2 separate regions of the Homo sapiens genome follow, and region 1 is linked to region 2. Evidence: chromatin contacts called from ENCODE Hi-C or POLR2A ChIA-PET data. All regions are on one chromosome and are shown on one strand. Each heading gives the region's core, a stretch centred on a gene start or an enhancer-like site at or near the end of the contact. The rest is flanking DNA. Distances are from core to core; before and after follow the strand shown. Region 1 overlaps CYSTM1 (cysteine rich transmembrane module containing 1). Region 2 has its middle 23 kb from the start of MALINC1.

Region 1 (6,295 bases), core at 2,481-4,980, 140 kb before region 2:
ACCCGGGAGGCAGAGGTTGCGGTGAGCCGAGATTTCGCCACTGCACTCCAGCCTGGGCAACAAGAACGAAACTCCGTCTCAAAAAAACAAACAAACAAAAAAATAAACTCTGAGGCATGACCAGCTATACATGTGTTTACCCTAAAAGCTTGCTATTTAAATAATACTTTCTGGAGAGTACGTACAGGGATCCACCCTGCCTCCACCTGAGACATTGCTTCTGTTCTTAAGTCCCTATTAAATGTTTCTTTCTGAGAAACTGGATGTGTCAGCCTCTCAGCTCCCTCAGCCTTTGGGGGTCGATCTGTATATAGCTGGCTCACCCTGGAATAACTTGTGAGCATAGACACCAGCCACCCTCCAGGAACTGGCTGCATACCCTTTGAACAACCTCTTTGATCTTCTCTCCCTGCCAGAGGAATGGCTTGCCTACCCCAGTGCAGCAAAGTGCCCCCTTGCCTCATATCAGCTCCAGAAATAGCTGCCTGATTCATGAGCAGGCCCCTCCCAGGGTGTAGGCCAGGGACCCAGCTGAAAGCTGGGTTACTGTGTGAAGAGCTCTTATTCCACACCCCACATAGATCTCTGTTCTTCTGGGAAGGATCTGATCTACTGTCTGGCAAACTCCCGCCTTTGTCCTCCAGCATCCGGAAAATAAGGTAACCATCAGGGTAATGAAATGGTAGCCGCAGTACTAAGCATGTACTGATCCTTTTTGTCAGCTCATCCCAGCTCAGACCCAGCTGACATTCCCTCCTCTTCCTGGTTTTGCCCATGACTTGGGCTGTCCCCTTCACCTTTCCAAACCTCAGTATCAACATCTGTAAAAAGCAGGGTTGACAGTGGTGTCTACAGTAAGGTCCCAAAGATGAAAATGCCTTGACAACAAAATATTGTTTGATCCTTCCCACTCCCTGCCCCAGGGGCCATGTGCCAGAGCAGGAGAAGGCACCATCAGCCCTGAGAAGAGCAGAAGAGAAAAGTAGCAGAGGATGTCCTCCTCCTCCTCCTTCTCCTTTGCAACATCTCACTGGATCCTACCCAGAACCTGGGATCTCTAGGTGGTTCCTCCAAGAGATCTTCCTGACCTACCCCATTAAGGGTCTTTCTGACTCTGAATTCCTGCCAGCACACTGTAATTGCAATCATTCAAAAACAGCCTTAGAAATATCAAGCAGTCCTTAAGAATACAGCACTGAGGCAGAGATGGGCTCAAGGTGAGTATCTAGATGAAAAAGGCAGACTACAGGCCAGGATATGTACAGTGTCCAGAAGAACAGAGTTTTGGGGGTAAGAATAGGAGACTTTTATTCTGTATGCCCGTGATGTTTTCCTTTTTACTTCTGCTATTAGAATAGAACAAAGAAAATAGGACTGTCTCAGAAGTGGCTGGCTTATTGTCAGTGTTCCCATATTCCCTAACTAGACTCTAAGTTCCTAAAGTGCAGGGTACAGGCTTTCTCCACATGCTGCCCCTACAGGGCCTGAGACACAGGGAGGGAAGGCTGGCTGGGAACTATGAGCAGCACCAACATCCTTCTAGGCAGGGGCAGATGGCTACAGTGGGCAGTCCCTGCCTCACTCACAAGAGCCACATGGCCCACAGTCTAGGTCCTTACCACGTCATGAGTTCAAAGTCTACCAGTACACTGGAACTGATCTCAGTATTTTTAGTTATGCAGTAGTTTGAGTTGGCTCATTTGTGAATCTAGAGAATTGCTAGGAAGAAATTAACACAGAGAATAATCACATGCCCATTAAGACAAGAGTTTCACAACCAGCCATCTCTACTTCCTAAGTGGCCTGGCAAATACAGATGGACACTGGCTCAAGGAAGCCAATTATCACCCAAGTGTGTCCTTAGCTGGTATGGGGAAAAACCGGTCCTGTGCCAAGGCATTTCAGAAATATACTTTCCTAGGAAGTTACACATATGTAATTCCAATAATTCTAAATGTTGTATAAGAATTGGATGAAACAAAAGCAGATTACAAAAACTGGAAGACATGGGGGATAATACCATGCTTGCACAAAGCTGCCATGAGGGGAAGACAAGTGGCTTCAACAGTCTTAGTCATCAGCAGGCTCATGGTTTCAAGTCCTAAGAGCCAGGTCTGGGGACAAGGCCAAAAGCCCAGCTCAACTAGGGTCAGGAAAGAGAAGGGTCAAAGTCATTAAGAGCCCACGCCACTAGAGCAAGCTGGCGGTAGTAAGGCGCACTGCCTAGTCCAGTGCCCACCAATAAGTGACAAGGGTGCCTCCACAATCATAAGGAAGTGGCCAGCTGAAATGTGGTCAATGAAAGGGGATATATCGGGGATATATCAAACTGGAATTATAAAATGTTGTGAAAGCCTATCAAATATCAAAATGAAGTCTGATATTATGAGTGTCCAGTGATAGTTATGCTGGAGTCTAAAATTAGATGGTGAGTAAAGCTGACTTTTGCTCAGCAGAGAACGGTGATTCATCAGAAACTGATCTTCAAAGACATCCTGCTCCTTGTGCTTTAAACCCTTACCCAAATGAATTGAAAGTAGGGACTTGAACAGATATTTGTACACCCATGTTTGCAGCAGCAGTATTTAGAAACATAGTCAAAAGGTGGAAGCAACCCAAGTGTCAATGGATAAACGAAATGTGGTATAAATATGCAATGAATATTATTCAGTCTAAAAAAGGAAGGAAATCCTGACACACGCTACAGCATGGATGAATCTTGAGGACATTGTGCTAAGTGAAATAAGCCAGTCCAGAAGGACAAATACTATATGATTCCACTTATATGAGGTACTCAGTGTAGTCAAATTCATAGACATGGAAAGTAGAATGGTGGTTGCTAGGGGCTGGAGGTAGGAGAAAATGGTGAGTTGTTGTTCAACAGGGACACAGTTTCAGTTTGGGAAGATGAAAAGAGTTTTGGAGATGAGTGGTGGTGACGGTTTCACAACAATGTGAATGTACTTAATGCCAATGAATTGTACATTAAAAATGGTTAAAATGGCAAATTTTATGAGAATTTTATCACATACATAAAAACCTGCATTATTTTTTTCTTTTCTCAAGAGACAGGGTCTTGCTGTGTCACCCAGTCTGGAGTGCAGTGGTGCAATCATAGCTCACGGTAACCTCGAACTCCTAGACTGAAGTGATCCTTCTGCTTCAGCCTCCTAAATAGCTAAGAAACTTGCATTCTTTAATCCTCTGTTTATACATGAGAATTCCAGGACACTTCAACACTTGGGGAAAAAGACACCAGAGCTGAGCTTCACAGCAGGCAAAACTCTGTACGTTGGTGGCTCAGGATGTTCTGTCCCAGCAGCAGCTTCAGTTCTCTTTGGTTTGGTAGCATGAATCAATCCTGCAGGCCCCTGGAGCCAGCCTGGACTCCAGCCAGCCAGAGACACCTCATGGTCACAAAACAGTAAGTCCACTCTGCCTGCCTGTGTGCCCACCTGCCCTCCTGCTTGAAGACTCTTCTAGACTGCTCCAACTATATCTCACATCCAGCAAATGTGCTGAAGGAGAAAGAAGCTGCTGTTGCTGACACTTAGCTCAGTCTCCTTCCCACCTCACATGCTCACTTTGCATTTTCCTGACACAGCCAACCCTGCAGAGGAGTCCAGAAACAAGAGACATCATCCCTGACTCAGGCAGCTCACAGACCACTTGAAAAGAAGACAAAGACCCATCTCAGGAAGCTCACAGCCACATGCCAAACTGGGCAAGACCAATTATAAACACAATTGGAACAAAATCATGACAGATCCTTTCAATGAGTTAAGGTGAGAGGAATGTTAATCTTATTACCGCCCTCTCCTCATTTCTCTCTTCTTGCACTGCTAGAAGAAAATTCAATAAACGATGGCTAGTGAGTGGCTCACCAAGAAATGGGCATCATCTTAGATGGGCCCTGGCTGCCACAGCCAGCCCTAATAGCCCTGGCTTCTGACTGATAGGGCCACCATGGCCTGACAGTCCCTTGCCCTCAGGATGGAACCGTGGTTAGGGTGATTAATGCATGAACTGTTATTTCATACCCTGCTGAGCAGCAAGAATGATGCTTGAAACCAGGGAAGCATAGAAATAAAGCAAGGAGAGAAAAGGTAAGAGTGAAACAGAGATAGGAAATGACTTAGAAACCAAAAACCCCCAATGTCAGTGGCCCTTGAATATAAGACAACTACTGCCATGATTTTAGAAGGCTAAACAGAAATCAGGGAAATGATTTCCTCCTGGTTTTCAGGCACTGGGTTACAGAAAAAAAAAAGAGAGAAGTTACTTTGAGTGGAGCTGGCTCTTTGGAACTTGCCCAAATGGGCAGAGATCACCAAGGAGGTAGCTGTTGGGTTTTTCCAATTAGTGTCCAGGCACAGGCAGGCACAGACTACTCTGTTATCGTCAATGTTAGCCTGATTCACATTGAGTGCTGGCCCAGGAGTCTCATTCAAATAGTACTTGCTGCATTTTCTAAGAAGGTAAACACTGCCATATCATTTTTAATGAACATAAAACGTGTTTTATCTTAGGTATACAGACCATAACTGGCTTCAAAAGGTACCAGATTCCTGTGTTACTGATTAACAGCTCCAGGAGATATATTTATGCAAAGCACCGCAGGTTGTTTTCTTTTTCTACTGCCAGGCTTAATTTTATGACAGTAAAAACAGTAGTGTTTTCTCCTGAACGCACCTCAGTTTAGAGGCTGGTACACAGTGAGTTCCAAGGTCAGGGATGGGACAGGATGACCATTCTCAATGAATGTGGTGAGAAGGTGATTCGGGGGCAACCCTCACTTGTAAGGACTGTCTCCCACCCCTCCCCTCTACTACCTGCAGCACACTGCCCACGATTTCAGAGAAACAAAGGCCATTCCTTGTAGATTTGCAAAGAACTGTGCAGGGTGCCTGGGCTATGCCAAATTATCCACCGCAATTCCTGCTGTTTCGTAACACTGTTTTGTAACACAAGCTGACATCCACCTAGAATCAAGGGCAAATGGTCCTGAAAATCCCCACTTTACCCACTGAGATGTGATTATTTGGCAAATGTGAGGCTAGAGACTTCACCAGCAGAGAAAAGGAGACAGAAGTGGTGGCCTGGCTTGTACGACTGTAACTAGGACTCTGGCCCTGGAAGACAGGGCCAGAGTTTAGGGAAACAACTCCCTTCCATGGTGAACTCTATCAGGCTTGGCCAGCTTGTCACTGAAGCCAGATTTAAAAAGTCTCCACAATCATGACCAGCCTCTTGCCATGAAAACTGTAAGGTGGAAAACTAAGTAAGGTTGGCCTTGTAGATGGAGCAGGTATGTAGGGACCCTCCAAAAATATGCTGGGAGGGCCAGAGGGCATCTGATTTCACCCCATCCGGTAGAGTTCAGCTGCCAAAGCGGTGATTTTATTTACAGCACTACCAATTTGGAGAACTAAGAGATAGAGCAGAAGGACTCTCAGCAAACTCCAAAAGCCCCGTATATAGCACACTTGACTTAGGGTACCACCCTCCTGGATAGTATGTTTGCAATGCTGCTGTCATCATCTGTCCATATCACAGCACAAGCAGACCAAATCCCTTGGGCCTGGCAGCCCACCAAGGAACATAGGGCAAAAGCAAAGAAAGGCAGTGCTACAGTTGGGACACCCTAGGGTCCAACCTCAGTGCCACTTTGAGGGTGTGACAGCCTCTTCCAGCTTTAGTTTCCTTACCTGTAAAATAGGGATGAGATTAGTACCTATTCCCTTATTGGGTTCTTCAAGAACTTGATGAGTTAATCCACATAGGCCAGTGCCTAGTATACAGCGGGTATTCTGTATACTCTAGCTGCTACTATTGCTCCCAAGACAGAGACCTGAAGGACAGAAGGCAGGGCTTCCCAATCGCTAAGACACCTGGAAGCAACATGGGCATTGCATAGAACTGGTACACCCTACAGACAGTTGCATTTTACACAATGAACTGGAGTCTTTTTGAAAAATGAACAAGAGACATGGAAATGGGAAAAAAAAGAGATGTCTGTTTATCTAAGGTACTGCCTTAGTCCAACTCCCTGTGGATGCTAGGCTCTAAAGTGATAATCCAGGAGGGCCAGGGGTACTGCCTCCTAATGATATTCACAACCACAGCCATCCTTATTACCACACCGACCATATCGGCTAGCTGGAGCGGGCTATCACCAAGAACCTTTCTACCAACTCTCACAGTCACCACTTTTCTCCCATGATTGAACAGGGAAATGGAAATGGTCCTATTTAGCAATTCCTTTTGACCTCCAAGATAAACTCTGGGGACCCTC
Region 2 (6,244 bases), core at 2,270-4,769:
TCAATAATTATTGCTATCACATGATTATTACTATACATTGAAAATATGAATTTCACATCCAGTGGCTTTAGATGCACCATTCATATGGCATTATATTTTCTGTTACATTTAATTGGCTGTTAAAATAGGCAGCATTATCACTACCATATTCATTGAAAACCTATATTATCTTGAAAATATTATGAAGATAAACCATACTCTAGGAAGTTCAATTGCTCCCAGGCTGGGCGTGGTGGCTCACACCTGTAATCACAACACTTTGGGAGGCCAAAGCGGGCAGAACACCTGAGGTCAGGAGTCTGATACTAGCCTGGCCAACATGGTGAAACCCTGTCTCTAGTAAAAATACAAAATTAGCCAGGCATGGTGGTGGGCACCACCGCAGCTACTCAGTCCCAGCTACTTGGGAGGCTGAGGCAGGAGAATCACTTGTACTTGGGAGGCAGAGGTTGCAGTGAACTGAGATCGTGCCATTGCACTCCAGCCTGGGTGACAAGAGTGAAACTCCCTCTCAAACAAAAAAAAGAAGAAGAAGTTCAATTGCTCAAAGCCTAATAATTTCTCTATCAAAGTTGGGCTAAGTAAAAGATAGGATCGAACATTTGAGAAGCACTAAGATCTAGCTACAATAGAATGACATGGAGGGCAAGTATTCTAGTTCCAGAGCCCAGCCAAGTTTGGGACTTAATCTTATTTCTACTCTTGTTATGCTATCCCGTCAAAACAAATTACTCTTGGTGGTAATTTCCTCCCTTGATAACAAAAAGTATGATATTCACCAAATAACTTTTATTATACCTTATATCTGCTTTAAAACTTTGCTTTATTGTTAACTTTTAAGCAAGTGGCATCTCATAAGATAAAGCCCTAATTTCTAACCTTGCCACATGGAATCCTTAATAACTGACCCAAGTCATTTAGGATTCTTTTGTTGCATGTGACAGAAAATCTAACTTACAATAGCTTAAGTACCAATGGAAACTTATTGACTAACATGATGGAAAAATCTAGGGGTAATTTGTCTTAGTTATGCCTTGAGCTAGGGGCTGGATAGTGTCACTGGGACTTATTCCCTCTCTTCTTCTCACAGTCTGTCTTCTGCATATTTTCTTTCACATACATTAGTGCTCTCTCTTTTTTTTTAAACAGAGGTGGGGTCTCGCTAAGTTGCCCAGACTGGTCTTGAACTCCTGGCCTCAAGCAATTCTCCCATCTCAGCCTCCCAAAGTGCCGGGATTACAGGCATGAGCCGTCACACCTGGTCCAATTAGTGCTTACTCTTGCACTCACTTTGTGTGTGTGTGTGTGTGTATAATATATGTATACATATCAACTAGTAAATTCATATAAATATGTAGTATATTAATTACTTCAATTATTATATGTTAGTTACTGCAAGTTAATACTCATTATAAAAGGAACCACATGGCCATTGTAAATATTTAAAGTGTTACAGAAGTACTTTATAAAGTACAAGTCCCCTGTTCCCCTAATACTTTTTCAATCCCACTCTAAACAGGCAACTATTAATATTGATACTGCTATTGTTCCACAAAACTTTGATCACAAACAAATGTCATACACACATGAATATATATTTAGTTTTACCTAAGTTGAATCATACTATTTGTTCTGATGTACATTATGTATTTAATAATATATCTTCAAAATTTTTTCTGTATTATCAAATACAAATCTATATTATTATTTTTAATAGTGTTAGAGTTTTACATGGTATAAGTTTCCCATAATATATTTAGTTCATCTCCTACTAATGGACATTTAAATAACTTCCAAGACTTTTTCCTTTTTTGACTATTAGAACAATGATTAAGCAACCTCTCTGTTCATATATCTCTGCATGCTTGTCATAATATTTCTCTAGATGCATATAACATTTTAAAGGAAGAGATGATGAGGCTCAGTAACATGCTCAGGGGCTTGATTTTTGTCAATTCAATCAAGAGTTGAATTGGGCATCAGTTTATATGAATCAAATTTATAAAACTCTTCATCAAAAACCAGGATGCCACTTCATTAAATTACAGTAGCAGGTATAAGCTTATTTGAAAATGGAAATCCACTGTTCAGTGCACTGCTTTCTTGGTTACCAATTAACCAGTAACCAGAAAGTTATCTAATAACCAGGTATTTTTAAATAAGGAGGTTAAATGCACTGAAAGGACTTTTTTCAAGGTGTGAAGGATTGAGTCATCCTTCTTTTTTCTTTTTCTTTTGAGACAGAGTCTCTGTCACCCAGGCTGGAGTGCAGTGGCGTGATCTAGGCTCACTGCAACCTCCACCTCCTGGGCTCAAGTGATTCTCCTGCCTAAGCCTCCCGAGTAGCTGAGATTACAGGTGCCCGGCACCGCACCCAGCTAATTTTTGTATTTTTAGTAGAGACGGGGTTTCACTATGTTGGCCAGGCTGGTCTTGAACTCCTGACCTCAGGTGATCTGCCCACCTCGGCCTCCCAAAGTTCTGGGATTACAGGCGTTAGCCACCATACCCGGCTGAGTCATCTTTCACTGTATTATCTCCCTGTCACACAGACTGCAATGTTCATACCCTCTGGTCAGGTACCATTTTGCTTGAACAGGACTGGAAACATACTGACATAGTCTTACCTATCAGTTCTATTTTTAAAAAACAACTCTATAATGAACTTGCCCTTGTTATTTACAATATCAGTTTTTGTCATATTGAGCTCCATCTCCTTTTGAGACTAGTAGTCCACTGTCCACTGGCTGGTTTCTTTAGAGGAAATTCTGTGCAGCATTCATACCAGCCTACTCTTTTCTTTTCCTTAATTCTTTCAGCTCCCAAAGGGGCTCAGGGGGCATGAGGAGCAATACTCCTTTTTTTTCATACTTTTTAATCTGTTCCTCAGCCACTTTGTCTCAAATGGAGGAATCAGTCATCAGGAACCCTTAGGCTTTCCACACTTTAAGTGGCAACCTGGAGGAGGAAAAGAGGACAGCTTCAGCTTTTAAGGGCTCTTGGCTCAAATTTCTACAAGAATGGTAAGGAAAGGGGTGGCTGTTTCAGTCATGAGTGATTATGTTCTCCAAGGCTAAACCTATAAATATTAAATGCCAATTTCATGGTGGTAAATGCCACCAAATTGGATTGCTTTTAAAACTACACATAACCCTGGCAAATATAATTTCGGTTCTTTTCTCACACTGCAGTATCCTTTTACTTACTCTATACTTTGACAGAGAAAGAATGGAACTAGCTTCATTTTGATTCATGAATGTTGTTTTTATTCTAAATGCCCCATGTGAGGGGAATGCAAATGGACACAAGATATATGCAAATTCACTTGCATATCCAGAGAAGGCAAATGAGGCTTAGTTCTTAGTTAGGTTCCTTGATCAGCCTCCCTGGGTGAGAAGGCTAAGGAAAGAGGTGTCTGTAACTGAATTGCAGAGAACGTCATGTTTGAGAACGGAGAGGAGAGATGTTGGCTGCCATACAGCTCCCAGCATTCCAGAACCTGCATATAAAAGTGAGTGCAGCTGCCAAGGCAAGTGAAGGAGCTCAATGAAAGCACGGCCTTCACTGGCATGAGGGCGCCCAGGGCACAGAATGCAATACAGCAGGATAAAATGGAATCTCCAACTTTCCTGCTTTAGGTCTTGACCCCAAGTCTCTGCATAAATCTTTAAATCGCCGATTGTCTTCCTACCTCCCCGCTCTCTCTTTTACAATCCAGGCCAGGACTAGGGTGACATGAGCGAAGCCCAAAATTTAAGGGGAGTGAAAAACTCCCCCTAATTTCTACTATCAGTAACTTTTAAATTTCTACTATCAGTAGTTGAGATAAATAATGTTTTGGTGCCTTAATTTTAAAACAATCAAAATTAGGCTGGGCTTGGTGGCTCATACCTGTAATCCAGGCACTTTGGGAAGCTGAGGCAGGAGGATGACTTGAGGTCAGGAATTTGAGAGCAGCCTGGGCAACACAGTGAGACTCCCATCTCTACAAAAAAAAGAACAAAATAAAATTAGCCAGGCATGGTGGCCCATGCCTGAGGTCCCATCTACTTGGGAGGCTGAGGTAGGAGGATCTCCTGAGCCCAGGAATTTGAGGCTGCAGTGAACTATGATCTTGCCATTGCACTCCAGCCTGGGCAACAGAGTGAGACCCTGTCTCAAAACAAAAAACAAAAACAAGCAAACAAACAAAATATCAAAATTAGTGAAAAAATCCATGATGAACAAAATATCAACATTTTAAATAAAGACAGAATTCTATCCTGCACTTGTAAGAGCCTCTCTCCAGTTGCCTCTCCTTAACCCTGATCCTGGTTCCAATAAAACTTTATTGGTAAAGCAGGTATCTAGCTGTAGTTTGCCTATCTGATTTTATAAGCTGTTGCATTAAAATATTATTTATCTTGATTACTGAGTATTTTGGAGCCCTCTTCAATTTAATGCCCCAAGTGAGTGCTCACTTGCCTCCCTCTAGTCCTGGCCTTGTTTCGACCCCTCCTTTTTTTCTTTTTTAACCTTATGATGATTCTGTTTATGAACAAGCACTTGAACTTGGCTTAATATAACGAGGGAATATGTAGGACATACGGTTTTTGCAGAGAGGTTTTTCTCATTTTCCACCTTTCTTTGCCTTCTTCCTCTGAAACCAGTTCCCTGGCAGATCCTCCTTAATTGTCTTTTTCTGCCCTCTTGTTGCCTCACTTCTCTTTTTCCAAGCAGTGTCTTCTAAACTTCTTGGTCCCAGCTATTTGAGTTCAGAACCCGACAGCTTTATCTGTCATTTCAAAAAGCCCTATCAACTGCTGTACCAATTGTAGACAATGAGGAGGAAAGAGAACTTTGCTCTGCTTGTGACACAGGTTCTGTTGCCTGGATAAGGTTCATGCACAGGGTAGGCTAAGATGGCCTGCTTAAAAGAATGGACTTTGTGGATATGCCATGACAAAGATGTGTCAAAATACCCCTGAAGTACTTATTCCTGTGCTGCATTTGATAATAGAGGATTTATTAATATTCTTTACTTTGGGGTACCTTAGCATGTATGATGATTTATTAATATTCTTTACTTCGGGGTACCTTAGCATTTATGAGGATTTATTAATATTCTTTACTTTGGGGCACCTTAGCATTTATGTTCTGTTCTAGATTTGTATTACAGCAGAGTAACGTCATAAGTACTATTTTAAAATTATTTACATTCAACTATATATACTCAGTGAGAAAGAGGGAGGAAAGGAGAGGAGGGAGAATTTAAATTTTGAAGATAAATCTTCATCCATCCCCCTAAATGAGGATATATCCTAGAGTGAGCATAAGAAGGGAGATGTGAATCTGTTGTTTCCTTACAAATCTGAGTCTACAGAACTGCACTTTATGAGCAATTTAAGGAATTTTGGGGATAATTAGCCTATATTTAGTTTTTTTCCTTTCATGTTGATTTAGGAAACAACCCTCTGTTAGATACTACTCCACTGTATAGTAATGTATGATTGTTGCTATTGTGTTTTAAGAGTGTTTTTCAATTGTTTAGTGGATTTGAATTATCTTCACCCAACTAAATTGATCTTGTGTGAAGGAAAATGTGAGGTCATAGCGATCGTACAATGTTATACTTAACCTTGTCTTCTCAGGGCTTGCAGAGGGCACCAGTTAAGACCATGGGCTTCAGGAGTAGACCGCCTGGGTTCAAATTCTAACTCGGCCACTTATTAGTTGAGTGACCCTGGACAAATTACTTACTGAGCCCCAGTTTTTCTCATCTGTAAAATGGGGATAATAATAACACCGACCTTATAGGATTATTGGGAAGATTAAGTGAAATAATACATGTGATGTACTTAGCCAGTGCCTCATGTTTAGTAAGTATTCAATAAATATTAGCTGTTATTATATTAGGTCTGGGGTTGCCTGCTGCATGGCAAATCTGCAGTTTGAGAACTTGCCACTACAAATAGTGATCCTGGGCTATGATGGTAAGGTCCAAACAGTCAGGCTTCTTTCTAACAGATATCTAGTAGCATGTAATTCCAGTTTGTTATGAGTTTTTTCCATAATAATGGTTTGGTAAATTTGCAGATTTGAACACAAAGAAGATGTGACACACTTAGACCATAATGTTAAGAAATAGACTTAAGTAAAGTTTGGGTCAATTTTTAATTTCTACTACAGTTATCAACTGCTTTTTAGTTCCTGGTTGTATTTCCAGGTGTTAATAGGAAATAATCTTCTTTCCGCCCTTAACCAA

What was found. A loop is a pair of places that touch in the nucleus more often than their neighbours do. ChIA-PET counts read pairs that join two places held with the same protein, here RNA polymerase II (POLR2A). Pooled maps may share reads with other maps.
Region 1: a loop to region 2 is called in a map of PC-9, with 2.6 times the contacts of the local background. The contact joins two enhancer-like sites. A Hi-C loop is called at or near these places in 4 of 168 maps with a recorded cell type or tissue (HCT116, MCF 10A, PC-9 and 1 more), 3 of 37 single-sample maps with no recorded cell type and 5 of 50 pooled maps. POLR2A ChIA-PET finds 5 or more read pairs at or near these places in 1 of 52 experiments (activated naive CD4-positive, alpha-beta T cell).

What each region holds. Positions count from the first base shown.
Region 1 is chr5:140,217,942-140,224,236 of GRCh38, reverse strand. The region is part of intron 2 of CYSTM1 (cysteine rich transmembrane module containing 1); the gene reads right to left. Among named protein-coding and RNA genes, the nearest start is that of CYSTM1, 46 kb to the right of the region's middle. Within about 2 kb of position 3,730, at least 15 of the 41 ENCODE cell types and tissues checked have a DNase peak (open chromatin) inside an H3K27ac peak, as active enhancers do.
Region 2 is chr5:140,081,931-140,088,174 of GRCh38, reverse strand. No RefSeq gene overlaps it. Among named protein-coding and RNA genes, the nearest start is that of MALINC1, 23 kb to the left of the region's middle. Within about 2 kb of position 3,519, at least 5 of the 41 ENCODE cell types and tissues checked have a DNase peak (open chromatin) inside an H3K27ac peak, as active enhancers do.